Linked DNA regions of Mus musculus: region 1 is linked to region 2. Evidence: chromatin contacts called from ENCODE Hi-C or POLR2A ChIA-PET data. All regions are on one chromosome and are shown on one strand. Each heading gives the region's core, a stretch centred on a gene start or an enhancer-like site at or near the end of the contact. The rest is flanking DNA. Distances are from core to core; before and after follow the strand shown.

Evidence for each region. Hi-C counts contacts between places; a loop is a spot of excess contacts on that map. ChIA-PET counts read pairs that join two places held with the same protein, here RNA polymerase II (POLR2A).
Region 1: a loop to region 2 is called in a map of left cerebral cortex, with 2.6 times the contacts of the local background. The contact joins the promoter of Ufd1 here to the promoter of Tango2 in region 2. A Hi-C loop is called at or near these places in 1 of 37 maps with a recorded cell type or tissue (left cerebral cortex). POLR2A ChIA-PET finds 5 or more read pairs at or near these places in 2 of 5 experiments (both embryonic stem cell).

Annotation. Positions count from the first base shown.
Region 1 is chr16:18,810,517-18,816,480 of GRCm38, reverse strand. It overlaps Ufd1 (ubiquitin recognition factor in ER-associated degradation 1), which reads right to left and starts at 4,187. Exons shown (of 12, transcript NM_011672.4): 1 at 4,064-4,187; 2 at 1,519-1,651; 3 at 1,120-1,152. The coding sequence starts at 4,066. Cdc45 (cell division cycle 45) reads left to right here and starts at 4,509. Exons shown (of 19, transcript NM_001358206.1): 1 at 4,509-4,966; 2 at 5,117-5,176. The coding sequence starts at 4,916.
Region 2 is chr16:18,342,335-18,348,514 of GRCm38, reverse strand. It overlaps Tango2 (transport and golgi organization 2), which reads left to right and starts at 4,605. Exons shown (of 9, transcript NM_001359109.1): 1 at 4,605-4,717. Arvcf (armadillo repeat gene deleted in velocardiofacial syndrome) reads right to left here and starts at 333. Exons shown (of 18, transcript NM_001272029.1): 1 at 59-333.

The DNA of each region.
Region 1 (5,964 bases), core at 2,938-5,437, 470 kb before region 2:
GGAAATTAAAGGAAACTCTAGCACCCTTCAGCCACTGACTGATGGGAGAGCCTGACTTCGAGCTCCCCAGTCCTCTGAGACACTTAATTGCTACAGCCTGAGCAATAACCTGCATCTCACAAATCAAGACTCCCTTGGTCTTACTTGGTTACAGTGGGTTTTTTCCACCACTTAACAGGCCTCAACAGCTGAGCAAGGTGGCACACCTGTAACTCAGAAAGTCAAGGCAGGAAGATTTTAAGTTCAAGGTCATCCTAGTTAAGTTGGGTGAGACCCAGTGTGAAGGAAGAAAAAGGGCTTTAAAGGGCTGAAGGGTCTACTCAGTGAATAAACACTCAACTAGCATGCAACCCTTAGTACAGCAAAAGCAAACAAAGAAAGGTCTGAATGTTGCTCTGATCTGGTCTAAATCCCACTGATTCCATTCCAAAGTATCTTTCTGGACACTTTGCTAAGGGACACACCTGGGCTCCTTGGCCAGCTCACCCCAAAAGCAAGACCAAAGACCCACAGGATGAATTCAGTATGGGAAGATCTTCAAGTTTCCAAAGCAAAGATTGTGTCCACAATCAGGGCTGTTCATAATCCGAGAGAGAGCAAGCCTGGGGCTTTTCTCACAACGGCTTTATCTGGCACAGGAAGAGAAAGTGGCAGTTCAACCTCTGGCTTCCTCAGGATACAATGCCACACTGGAAGTGAAAAACTCAGGTTTGGGAGATCTGGGTCATGCAGTTCTCTTGGAGATCAAGCTTTTTTTCCCCTTTAGGAAGACAACCTAGTGAGCCCACACCACAGTATGAACTACTCAAGCACTATACAAAGTGCTGTTCCTTTGTATCTAGACAAGTTCTTGAGACAAGCCAGGCACTGGGGAAGGGGCTGAGGTGAGAAGAAAGAGAAAAGAGTACCCTTTACTGAGTGGGTGCTTATAGCACCCTTGCAGTGGGAAGCAGAGCCATGCTTTGCCTCATCTAAGGTACTTGCCCCTGGTCCTTCTAGGCCAGCACACCCTCCAAAGAGGATTCTAACCACATCCTGACAAATGTTACACAGACTCTGAGGACAATGAAAAGCCCATGCCCATTTCTGGCTTCCCGTACTTATATAGAAAGTACTTACTGAGTTGATCGAGGGCTGAGGGTGGCATAATTACTGTGAAAAGAATATTTCAGGAATATTAAGTAAATAAAAACAAAAGGGTAGACCAAAGGCAAGATGTATACTTTCTGATGCATCTTTTAAAAGCTTTAAACAGTGGTTTGGGGCTAGCCAGAATTTCATAACGACTTTTCATAAAGAATCTTACTTGAAGTAATTTATTTTTGTGCTCTGAATGGCATTTAGTCAACAAACATAATTAGCACCCTACTCCCACCACCCATGCCTTAGGACAGTGACATTTTTACTATAATGTTAGTGTCTGGTGCCCACATGCAAACTAAGGGCTATAGAAGGCTACAGGGCTCATAGAGTTTAGGGCAGGAAAGGTTACTATTCAAAATAAAAACAGGCACATACTCTTCCCTCCTTTCTCCACATCTGACCTGTCATTAGGCCCTGCTAGCATGGACACGGAGAAGCAGCGGTACTGCGTGGAGAAGCGGTTCTGGAAGACCCGGGGAATCGGGTGGTCAAACATGTTGAAAGAAAACTAGGAGAAAGAAAGAAAGAAATGGTATTATTATTAAAACAAAGAAACAAAGGCACTGTAAAAAAAAAAGAGGCTGGTCATCAAGTCCTGAATCCCGGTGACCTTGACTTAGCCTCCCACATAACAAATGTACACAAATGTGCACTGTATCTACCTCAAAGGTATGTTTCTTTAGGCCAAGCACTAACATAGCAAGTCATCAGTGCGTATAAATGTGGTCAAAGAACACAGCAAACTAAAATCTCAACTAACCAGAATGTTCTTTTGACCACCTCGGCGGCACGGTGAACCTCAAATCCTTCTTGTGCCTCCCAAACTCATCCCTCAGGTCCAGTTTCTATTATCTATAGACAGTGCAACTTTACTAAATATAAAACCAGGCCTTCCCCTCCTATTCTTCTGCTACTATTCCCTATTCTCAAGATGGATCAAGGCTGGGCCTTACATACACTTCACAGAGACTCATTACTGACCATCCACCATCTCCTAACCTAACGTTTCTGTCTCTGGACTTGTAACTCCACCTGGAGCCCTTTCCCCACCATCCTTAACTTAGAAGCCACCTCTTTTCCTGAGTGCCTACCATTTGTGTGGCTCCAATCTGGACTTTAGGGGATATCACTTTAGTAATGTTTGGGTACTGCAGGCAGATATCACCTCTGCCCTGGGGAACTTGATATGAAAGACAAGGAAGATAACAATAAAATACCTATGTCTAGGAGTTTTAAAGACAAGAAACAGGTATCGGGACAGAGAGCACCCGAGAATGGATGTTAACCAAGTGTTCAGGAGGAGACCCTCATTAAAGACCTACATGTCTGAGTGTCAACTGGGCAAGAAACCCAAAAGAGCATTGCAGGTGGTGAAAAGCAGATGCCCATGTATGTATTCCTCCACCTGGCTTTCAGTAACAATGCTTTTTCTTCTTCAGCAAGCCTCCCTTGCTTTGGCAGGGGTCAGAGTTAGTGCTTCTCCTGGTGCTCACAGCACAGAACAGACCTGCACACTGCATATCAAGTATTTTCTCATACCAGCCAGCAAAGTCAAGACACGAAGAACTACATCCAAGACAGTCTGCTGACCTTCACATGCACATACGGGCTCACATACCCACCCGAAGGCTTCTATTCTCAAGCCCACGTGCACACCAACATCCCCCACCAATAAACTGTTCTTCAGTTACTAGTACACAAGTTTTCAGTCTTTTTTTTTTTTTTTTTTGGTTTATTCGAGACAGGGTTTCTCTGTATCGTCCTGGCTGTCCTGGAACTCACTTTGTAGACCAGGCTGGCCTTGAACTCAGAAATCTGCCTGCCTCTGCTTCCCTAGTGCTGGGATTAAAGGCGTGCTTCAGTCTTTTATCTTTTTCTTTAAGTACCAGAACTGTGTGACTCAGTCTTAGGTGCATAACCCACAAAGCCCTTTTTTGAGCCATGGGGTTGGGGGGTGGGGGGTGTGTGCTCGTCAAAGCATCTTCACCTATGCCATCCATCTAACCTACTGCTTCTCTCTGGAACATAAACAACGTACATGAAGTATGCAACACCCGAACGGTATCCTTCCAACTCAGCCACCAATGAACATGAGCTTCTATCATCCATGTTACTTCCTTTAAAGCTTTTATGCCTAACACATCAAACACTCAGTGCTGGTTATGTAAATGAACTTAGACAGGGACTTACTGTGACACTCAGGATAAAAATCTAATAATCACTTCTTGTTTTTAACAAACAAACAAATGGCACGGAGTCAACACTATATACAGGAGTGATGAGACATCACTGCAGCCGGATGGACTTGACTTCCAACCTCTGAGCCTCACTTTCCTGAGTACCACCTCTCTAAGTTTTAGTTCTACCGGTAAATATAATAACTACGTACCTATGTTCCATGGGGAATGCAGGAATTAAATAAGTATACGTTGATAGAAAAAAGGCGCACTACATATTACCTATTGTCGTTATCACAACGTGATGAACACAACGTGACATACAGCCTAAGACATGATTTCTACTAAATAAAAGGTCAGGGAACTTTGGCTGAGCTTAATGTCCTTCGTTTTCTCCTCCCTCGCGCCACTCCCCCAAGAAATCTCCAGTTAACTCCGAGTTCATGGAAACTTGTTGCGTGTCGAGCACTTATGAGAACTATCGACATAAAGTAGCAGGTTCCTTTTTACTCTCGGGGCTGCTGTCCCGCCGAAAGGCATTCGAGTCATGACTCGGACAAGCTAAGAAGAAAAGAGGTGGCTCGTAATTATGGGTCCCACTTGGGACAGAAGCTCTCGGGACAGTGTCGGGGCCCGACGCAGGCCCGGGTGACTCGGCACCTCCGCCACCAGGTCCAGGCCCTCCCTGCCAGCTCCAGGGGCAACTCTGGCATCATCCGGTTCGCGATCCCCGGTCAACTCACCATGACTGACAGCGTTTGGTGATGCCGCTTCTTTTCCTGAACCTTACAATAAAAACCCACAGCTCCCTCTTTGCAGTCCAGGCCACTGCTCTGAAACCCAGAAACCGCGAGAGGCTCGCCGGAAGTGACGGAACACCGCAGGGGATGGGGTACGGAGGCCTGAAGTCAGCGGCGGAAAAACAGAAAGTCATGGGAAGGCCTGAGGTTTGAATATTACTTAAAGTAAACATTAAAACACTTGATAATTGATTTCACAGGATAGCGACTGTTTATAATGTTTAGATAGTACTCTCTTCCAAACAACTTGATAGGAGCCGTTCTCCTTACGGACTACAATACCCAGAATGCAGCTAGAGTTTCCGGCGTTGATCCCGGCCATCATGGATTCGGGCGGAAGTAATCTATAGCTCACTCTAATTCGACGAACCGTGTATTGGAAACTTATTGGAAACACATTCAAATAATGTGTGACTGAATTTACTTTATGTCTAAGAGTATATTGTTTTCTAAGTATGCCAGGGTCAGATAATAGACCTTCCTTCCCGAAGTAAAGATGTCTGCCAAACATAGGTGGTTTTGGGTGACTGGACGTTAGCGTCAACACCGGCAACAAGGTTCGCAGCCTGAGGAAAGATGTTTCATTTTTTGAGGGACGGGCGGGTCTTATCCAGCTGCGAATAGCAGAGCATTATTGGCTGTCCCCAGTAGGAACCAATCAGAAAGGAGGAAAGGCTAAGAATTATTGGCTGCTGGCGTGGACCAATCAGAAGAGCTGTGATTTGGCGGGAGTCTTGACGACCTCCGGGGCTGTCCGTGTCTCAGCGCCAGTTCTAGGTATCCGCCGCTGTGGCTATGTTCGTGACCGATTTCCGCAAGGAGTTCTACGAGACGGTCCACAACCAGGTGACTCCCATTCCACGATCCTGATCCAAACCTTATCTGGGGGCTGGGGAGAAGAGGGCGAGTGTCCGTGGATGGGCCGGGAGGTCAGAGAGTTGCCACAGAGTTTAGCGTCCCTGTGTTCAACTCATCTGTCCACGTTTGCTTCTACAGAGGGTCCTTCTCTTTGTGGCCTCGGACGTGGATGCCTTGTGTGCTTGCAAGATCCTCCAGGTGAGCTTTGAATACCTTAGGAAGGTAGGACAGGAGGGAGAGGTGACAGATCAGGGTTGGCCCCAGCAGGGGGTAGGTCACAGAAGGGGAGGGACCAGAAGGAGCAGGCAGGAGGTGAGGAACCCAAAATATCCTCTCTGACCTATACTGGAGCTAGAGAGAAGTATAGTGCAAACAGTGAGACAAGTACGTAGTGTTTTATACAGTAACCCAAGTGAAAATGGTTTCACTTCTGAAATCTTTGAATTTGTAAATGACCTCTCAAAGATGGAATTTGAGAGAGGAGATGTGACAGTGGGGAGTGGTATAATAGGGAGTGCAGGAAATACAGGAGCCCCGAGTCTATTAGAGAAGATTGTTAGTTTGGGCTCTGACCATAGTGTGGTTTGTTTTTTTGTTTTTGTTTTTTCAAGACAGGGTTTCTCTGTGTAGCCCTGGCTGTCCTGGAACTCACTTTATAGACCAGGCTGGCCTCGAACTCAAATCCATCTCCCTCTGCCTTCCGAGTGCTGGGATTAAAGGCGTGCGTGCGCCACCACACCCGGCTCATAGTGTGGTTTTTACAATGTGCTGGGGTTAGGAATTTTTCAGAACCCCTGTAATTAAAATTAGGGTATTTTTTTTCTCTTAATGTTTTACTTTGGCACACTGTACAGATTCAGATTGAATTCTTGCTCACAGCCTTGCCACGTAGCTTCTCCTATTGACCTTTTACCAAACAGCATATCACATAGATCTTTGTCTCAACTCAACTAGTCTGCTTCTGGTGATTGCAGGTAAGTTATCTT
Region 2 (6,180 bases), core at 3,356-5,855:
GGCCCGAGTGTCCAGCCCCAGGCCCACAGCCGGACCCCGCCCACCCGGCCGAGCTCACCTGGCGCGCGGCGTGGGCGGCTCCGCAGCGCGGCCTCCGCCCCCAAGACAGGCGTCCCCAGGTCCCCCGGTGCGCGGGGAGCGGCCTCTCCAGCGCCCAGCACCGAAAGTGGCTCCCGGGGCCACAACTTGTGCTTGTGAGGAGGTGAGGGGGGGAACACTCCTCCTCCCCTACTGGAGCAGCCAGCAAGCAGGCTAGCCCTCCTACCCCTCCCGCTGCCCGTGCGCAAAGCGGACCTGGCCGGAGACGAGGCCTCCGCCCCGCCCCATCCAACTGCGAATTTTCCCATTGGTAGAGAGACGCGCCCCGCAACCCGCACCGATTGGATGGATGTGCAGAGATTGCGGCTTGCTGTTGGGTTCCTGGTATTGTCAGTCTTAGCCCAGGTCGGCCCCCTAGCAGAGCAGGCCCTGACACCTGCCCGGAATGCTGTGGCTGCAGCAGCTGCAGGAGGCTCGGAGTTGCCCCCTCCCGGCCATCTTCAGAGGAGTTCTGGGGATAGTAGGCCCTGAGCTGGAACTTGCAGGGCAGGCGGTCACTCCCGGATTCCAGCAGCGTTGTCTCCATCTCCACCCCAAGTTCCCAGGTATCCTGCTGTTAACCGGACATTGAGCGTCGATTCCTTTCTATTGGCATAGAATGGTATTTATCTTACACTCCGCAAGTGTAAAGATAAATCCCATTTTACAGATAGAAAATTGAGGCTTTAGGCAACCAGGGCGTGAACCCAGTCGTTGGACTTCCAGCCTTGGGGGCTCTCTCACTGTCCCCATAACCCCTGCAGCAAGGACGAACAAGGTCAGCTAGGCTGGTACAAAGTGGGGATGGTTGCAGTGATTTTGAGGGCAAAAGCAGACTCTAGAAAAACTAGAGCTTTTTTTCTTCTATGAAGCCTGTATTTACAGAGCCTTTGGGCACTCCCTACAGCTGCATGAGACTGCTCTTTCCCCGGGGCAATGAAAAGCGTCCTCTTCCCGGGAAAGGGGAATTATGTGTTTATCTCTTCCCCACTACACCCTGGTGTCCCGATTTCCTCTGCCCTGCTTTGAGTCTTGGAGAAATATCAAGGAGCTTTATCCACTGCCTGAAAAGATAAACACATATTTCCCTACTAGGTAAAGCACACCAAACACATCTCTGCAGTGACATAAGGCAGTGGAGGGGACCCACGGGGGATGCTGTAACATAAACAGGAGATGGAAGTGCAGACTGTGGAAATGAATCTGGCCTGTGCTTGCTCAGAAGCCTCTTATCCTGAGTGCACTGGAAATGAGCAACTCTTCTGGGCTGTCGGTGTTTCCCAAGGCCCCTTACAGATAGTGCTAATGGAGGCCAGGGTGTGTGTGTGTGTGTGCGTTTGTGTGTGTAGGGGGTCTACCCAGATGGTCATATTTCACCCACCTATGCTGAGTCCAGTGTGCTCACCCAATAAGGGTTGCTTGGTGAAGACAAAGAAAGTAAATGCCTGGAGCAGGAGCTCACTTCTGGGTCGCCTACAATACAAATTGATACCAGGAGCTTTTCAGAGTCAAGGCAGTTGCTACTAATCCGTTGGTATTGCTACTTGAAATGAACACCATTTGGCATCCTGGTATTGAGATATTGTTGCAGCTCTGGCAAGGCAGAGTGAGCAACTCTAAGAAAGCAGAGTCTTCCAAGAAGGTAGCTCTCTCTAGGTAAAGCTGTAACTACAGCTCTCTACTAACTACAGCTGTCTTTCTGGTTAAGTTGCTGTGTGGTGGGGACTCTCTTTCCTCAGTTAGAAGTGGATTTAGTCAATCCAGCTCTACCCTGGCCCGTACTCATCCTGGAGCACCTCTCTTGAAGACCCCATAGCTCTGGATCATACCACTTCCCCATACTTGCTGATGGGACAGAGGCTGAACAGGTTTTTCTCTGCTAGAAGAGGGCAAAAGGGAGACATAGCCTCCCAGTGTAGGAATGTCCCCTTTTAGAGACCTGGCTGCTTTAGAGCCTGATCATCAGCTGCATAGAGGAAATCAGGGTGGATAGAGACAGCTCAGATAGGTTTCAGGGCTGCTATCTTACAGTCTCCTTACCAGGGCCAATAATGAATATCTCCCCCCTTCTCTCTGCCTCTCTGTCTCTCTGTTTGTCTCTCTGTCTTTCTCTCTGTCTCTGTCTCTCTCTCTCTCACTGTGTGTGTGTTTCTTGCTCTGTCTGTCTCCCCCCCCCCCACTCCCCCCCCCACTCCCCCCCCCCCATCCTCCTTATCCATCCAGCTGCTGGCCATTTCTGTAGGGATAGTGCTGGGGAAAGCCACAGAGAGGAAGTGTTTGTCAGGAAGAACTTCCTAACTAGTTGGCACTTAAATCCTAAAAAGGTGTTTACAAAAAGTGGTGAGCTCCCATTCGAGGAATGAACAATGAGCCAGACTCAAATGGGAGAGAATGTCAGAGTGCATAACTATTAAAAAAAAAAAAATAGGGGCAGGAATTGGATCCCCTTCCCCTAATTTGGACTGCCTAGTTGGGCCTCAGAGGGAGAGGGTGTGCTGGGATTAGATGTCCCAGGGTGGGGTGGTACCCAAGGGGGGCTCCCCCTTCTATGAGGAGGAGGGGAGGGTGTAATAGGGGGTTGGATTTGGGACTGGGAGGAGAGGAAGGAGGGGAGCTGCTATCAGGATGTAAAGTTAATAAATAATTAAGGAAAAAATTGGGGCAGAGGTTCAAATCCCCCCCGCCCCCAAAGGGCCACCTGCTGCCTGTGATGGGATTCGAACCACTGTTCAACATGTTCTTACATCTCTCTTTATGGATAGGATTGATGAGAAAGCATATCCAGCCATTGTCCCACTCTGAATTCATGGCTTGGTGCTTTGGGGACAAGCTACTGTGTATCTGCTATATCCCAGACCATGCTCTTTTAGCCTCAAGCCCGTGTCCTGCTTGTCCATGACTACCTCTTAGTCCTGTAGACCAAGTGATCTGGCAGCTCAGATGGAGACAGCTGGCAGGAGCACAGGGTGACTGTGCTAAGCTGGAGGAAGAATGGAAGTGCCTAGCTAGGTCTGCCACCTGCTGGCCAGGAGTCATAGTCTCCGGAGTCTGGTCATGTTTGCAAATGATTTCCTTTAGTTCTCAGGAGGAATGCTGGTGAGGCTGTGTGAGAGAGGGCAGAGCTGTGACTGGGTCTGGCTACAGCCTTGCTTTCGCCTCTCTGAGTTCCAGTTTTCTGCAAAACATCAGCATTGAAGTTTGGGACCATGGCACCTAGATCGTCCAGGCAGCTAATGCCACTTGGCATTTTTTTTTTTTTTTTTTTTTAGATTTATTTATTTTTTTTTTATTATATGTAAGTACACTGTAGCTGCCTTCAAACACTCCAGAAGTCAGATCTCATTACGGATGGTTGTGAGCCACCATGTAGTTGCTGGGATTTGAACTTCGGACCTTTGGAAGAGCAGTCGGGTGCTCTTACCAACTGAGCCATCTCACCAGCCCGGCATTTTTTTTTTAAATCAATTACATTTTATTTTGTGAGTATATACCACAATGCACATGTGGTGATCAGAGAACAACATAAAGGACACAGATCTCTCCTTCCACCATGTGGATCCCAAGGATGGAACACAGGTGGCCAGGTTTGACAGCGAGCATCTATACCCAGGCAGCTATCTTGCTAGCCCTTTATTTTACTTCAAGTGAATAGCTTAACTGCTCTGAGCAATTATATTTACATCTCTCAAGTGGAGTGAATGAGAACTGGGTATCAAGTCAACTGGGTTGAGAGTCTGTAGTACAGTATCATTGTCTTTAATGTGGTTGTGATCCTTGTACTGAGTACTCACTTTGGGGAGGACCTCTGATGCTCCCTCCACCTTAGCGATGGATGCTCAAGCCCCTTACACAACCTGATATTAACAGGTACAGGAAGCCCCCAGTGATTGTCCTGGCCCTGTTCTAAATGTCCCAGTCATTGTCCAAACATAGCTCAAGCATGGTAAATTCCTCATCCTTGGGGGTCTGGACTCACAGAACAGCCTCTGTGACTTCTTAAGGACTATGGAAGGCACGGTGGAGCAGAAGTCCGTGTTCTGTGTTGTTTTTTAGTGCAGGGAATACAATAGATGAGAAGTCAGAGGCCAAGGATACAGGCAGTCTAGTAAGACTTGGAGGCGACAAAGGGAGGGGAGGGCTATCTGGGACAGATGATATGGTCTAGAGATAAAGACCAGGACTTTGTCTAAAGGGGGTGGAGGTGGGTCCAGCGCCTGAACCGGGCGGGGTGCAGGGTCTCACAGAGATAACCCACAGGCTGAGGAGCTGTGGCTGCATGAAAGGACCAGATGCCCACACAGCTCCAGCCTTGGTGCATCGCCAGCCTTGGTGCATCTCCAGTCTTGGTGCAGCTGCGGGGGCGGAGCGCTATATCTCTAAGCGACAGCACATACGGCCAACAAGGCCGCGGTTCTGGGTTCGATGCTCCGCCCTTCGCTGCTGCGCCCAATAGCGAGCGCTCTGGAGGCGGGCCGGGCGGGTTCTGGGCTGGAGGCTAAAGCCCGCGGGTGCGGCACCCGGAAGTCGGCGGCGGCGGAGGCGGTGAGTGTGCAGCGGGTGGCTGGGGCTAGCGGGCTGCGCTCCTGGCGGGGCTGACCCAAGGTCGGGCGCCGGGCTCCTGGAACGCGGTCTGGATCAGGTTGGTCGAGGACGAGGCGGTCCGCCCCTTCTCGTCATAATTCAGTTTTCCCTTTCCAAGGCATTAAATGGAAACTAAACGGCCTGCTGGTTCGGGACTCTAGTCTGACAGACCAGACCAGACTGTCTCTGATAATTGAAAGCAAAACCCTCACGGTACTGGAAGATGTTTCTATTTATCCCTGTCAGGATTGGGTGCGGGGAAGGGTCTCGGCAGCAGGGGCAGACTTGCTGTGTAAGAGGCTAGATTGGCGGGACAGAGAGCTGCATGGTTGTTGCAGGGTGAAGGGCTGCAGTCTCCAGTGTCAAGAATTACTCTGGAGCCTAGTCATGTCGCCCCTCTCACTCTGAAACCTCCGATGGGGCCTTGGGCTTCACAGAATGTCAGAGTAGACAGCAAGTGCTGGGTCATTCTTATGCCTGATATGGGCTTTACTGGGCTGGCGTAGTGAACCCTTGCTCAGAACGGGAGGACATTGCGTGTAGGCTGCATCCAGGCCAGGTCTGGCCCCACTCTAGGCTCATTGGCAGCTGAGGTTTTGCTTGTTTGCCTCTTGGACAGTGGACAAGGAGGCCCTGATGTTGAGATCCATCCATGTACCCTCAGCATCTTTCCTATGTTTCCTTCTGCCCGATAAGTCATGTCTTTAGAGTGCACCCTATGCCCTTGCAAATGCCTTGCTCAGCAGACCTGTCTGCTGTCTGGGCCTGCTGACTACCGTTTTGCCACTACTAAGCTCAGCCATCTTCTATGGGGTAGATGTGACAGCTATAAGGGACAGGTGAGAGACATGTCCTCTAGACAATTTTTTAAGGTAGTTTCATTAGTCCAACCTTGTACATAGTGAAGTAAACTCTAGCCAAGGAGGCATGTGTTTCCAAGGCTGCTGCAAGCCAGGGTGATTGGCTTCCAGGCCCGTGCTTCTTCCCCTTTCCCTGAGACCTCCTGGGTCATGTGGTCTGCTGGAGAGGGTGACTGTTCCCAGATAGAACAGAGCCTCTGCCCCTCCTCCAGATTCCTAGTGTTGCTGCTGGGATGTGAGATGCTGTGGTGCTCACATCTCTTCAGGTTCCCCCACATGGTCCCCAATCCCACATTTTCATTTTACTTTTGTGTCTTTATTTTACTTTAAGTGTTTGGGGGACACATGGCAGAGGGGCCCAGCTCCCAGCTGTCAAGTCAGCAGCCTGAGAATTTCCCCTAGTTTTAAGGACCTAGTCTCAGATCACACCAGGCTTTGATGATGAAAAGAATTCCAGGCTAGCCAGTTTAGGAAGCAGAGTTGGAGATTGTGTTAAAGATATTTAAATAGAGGCTTAAGTATGAAGATTAGGCACAAAAGAGGTGCCCAAAAGAAAAAAGTAAAACATACTTCAGAGCTTGGGCTCGGAGCTTCTCCGCTTCTCTGATGCATCTCATTGAGTGAGGTTTAAAAGTCCTGTCTTATTCATGGCTCCTAACTA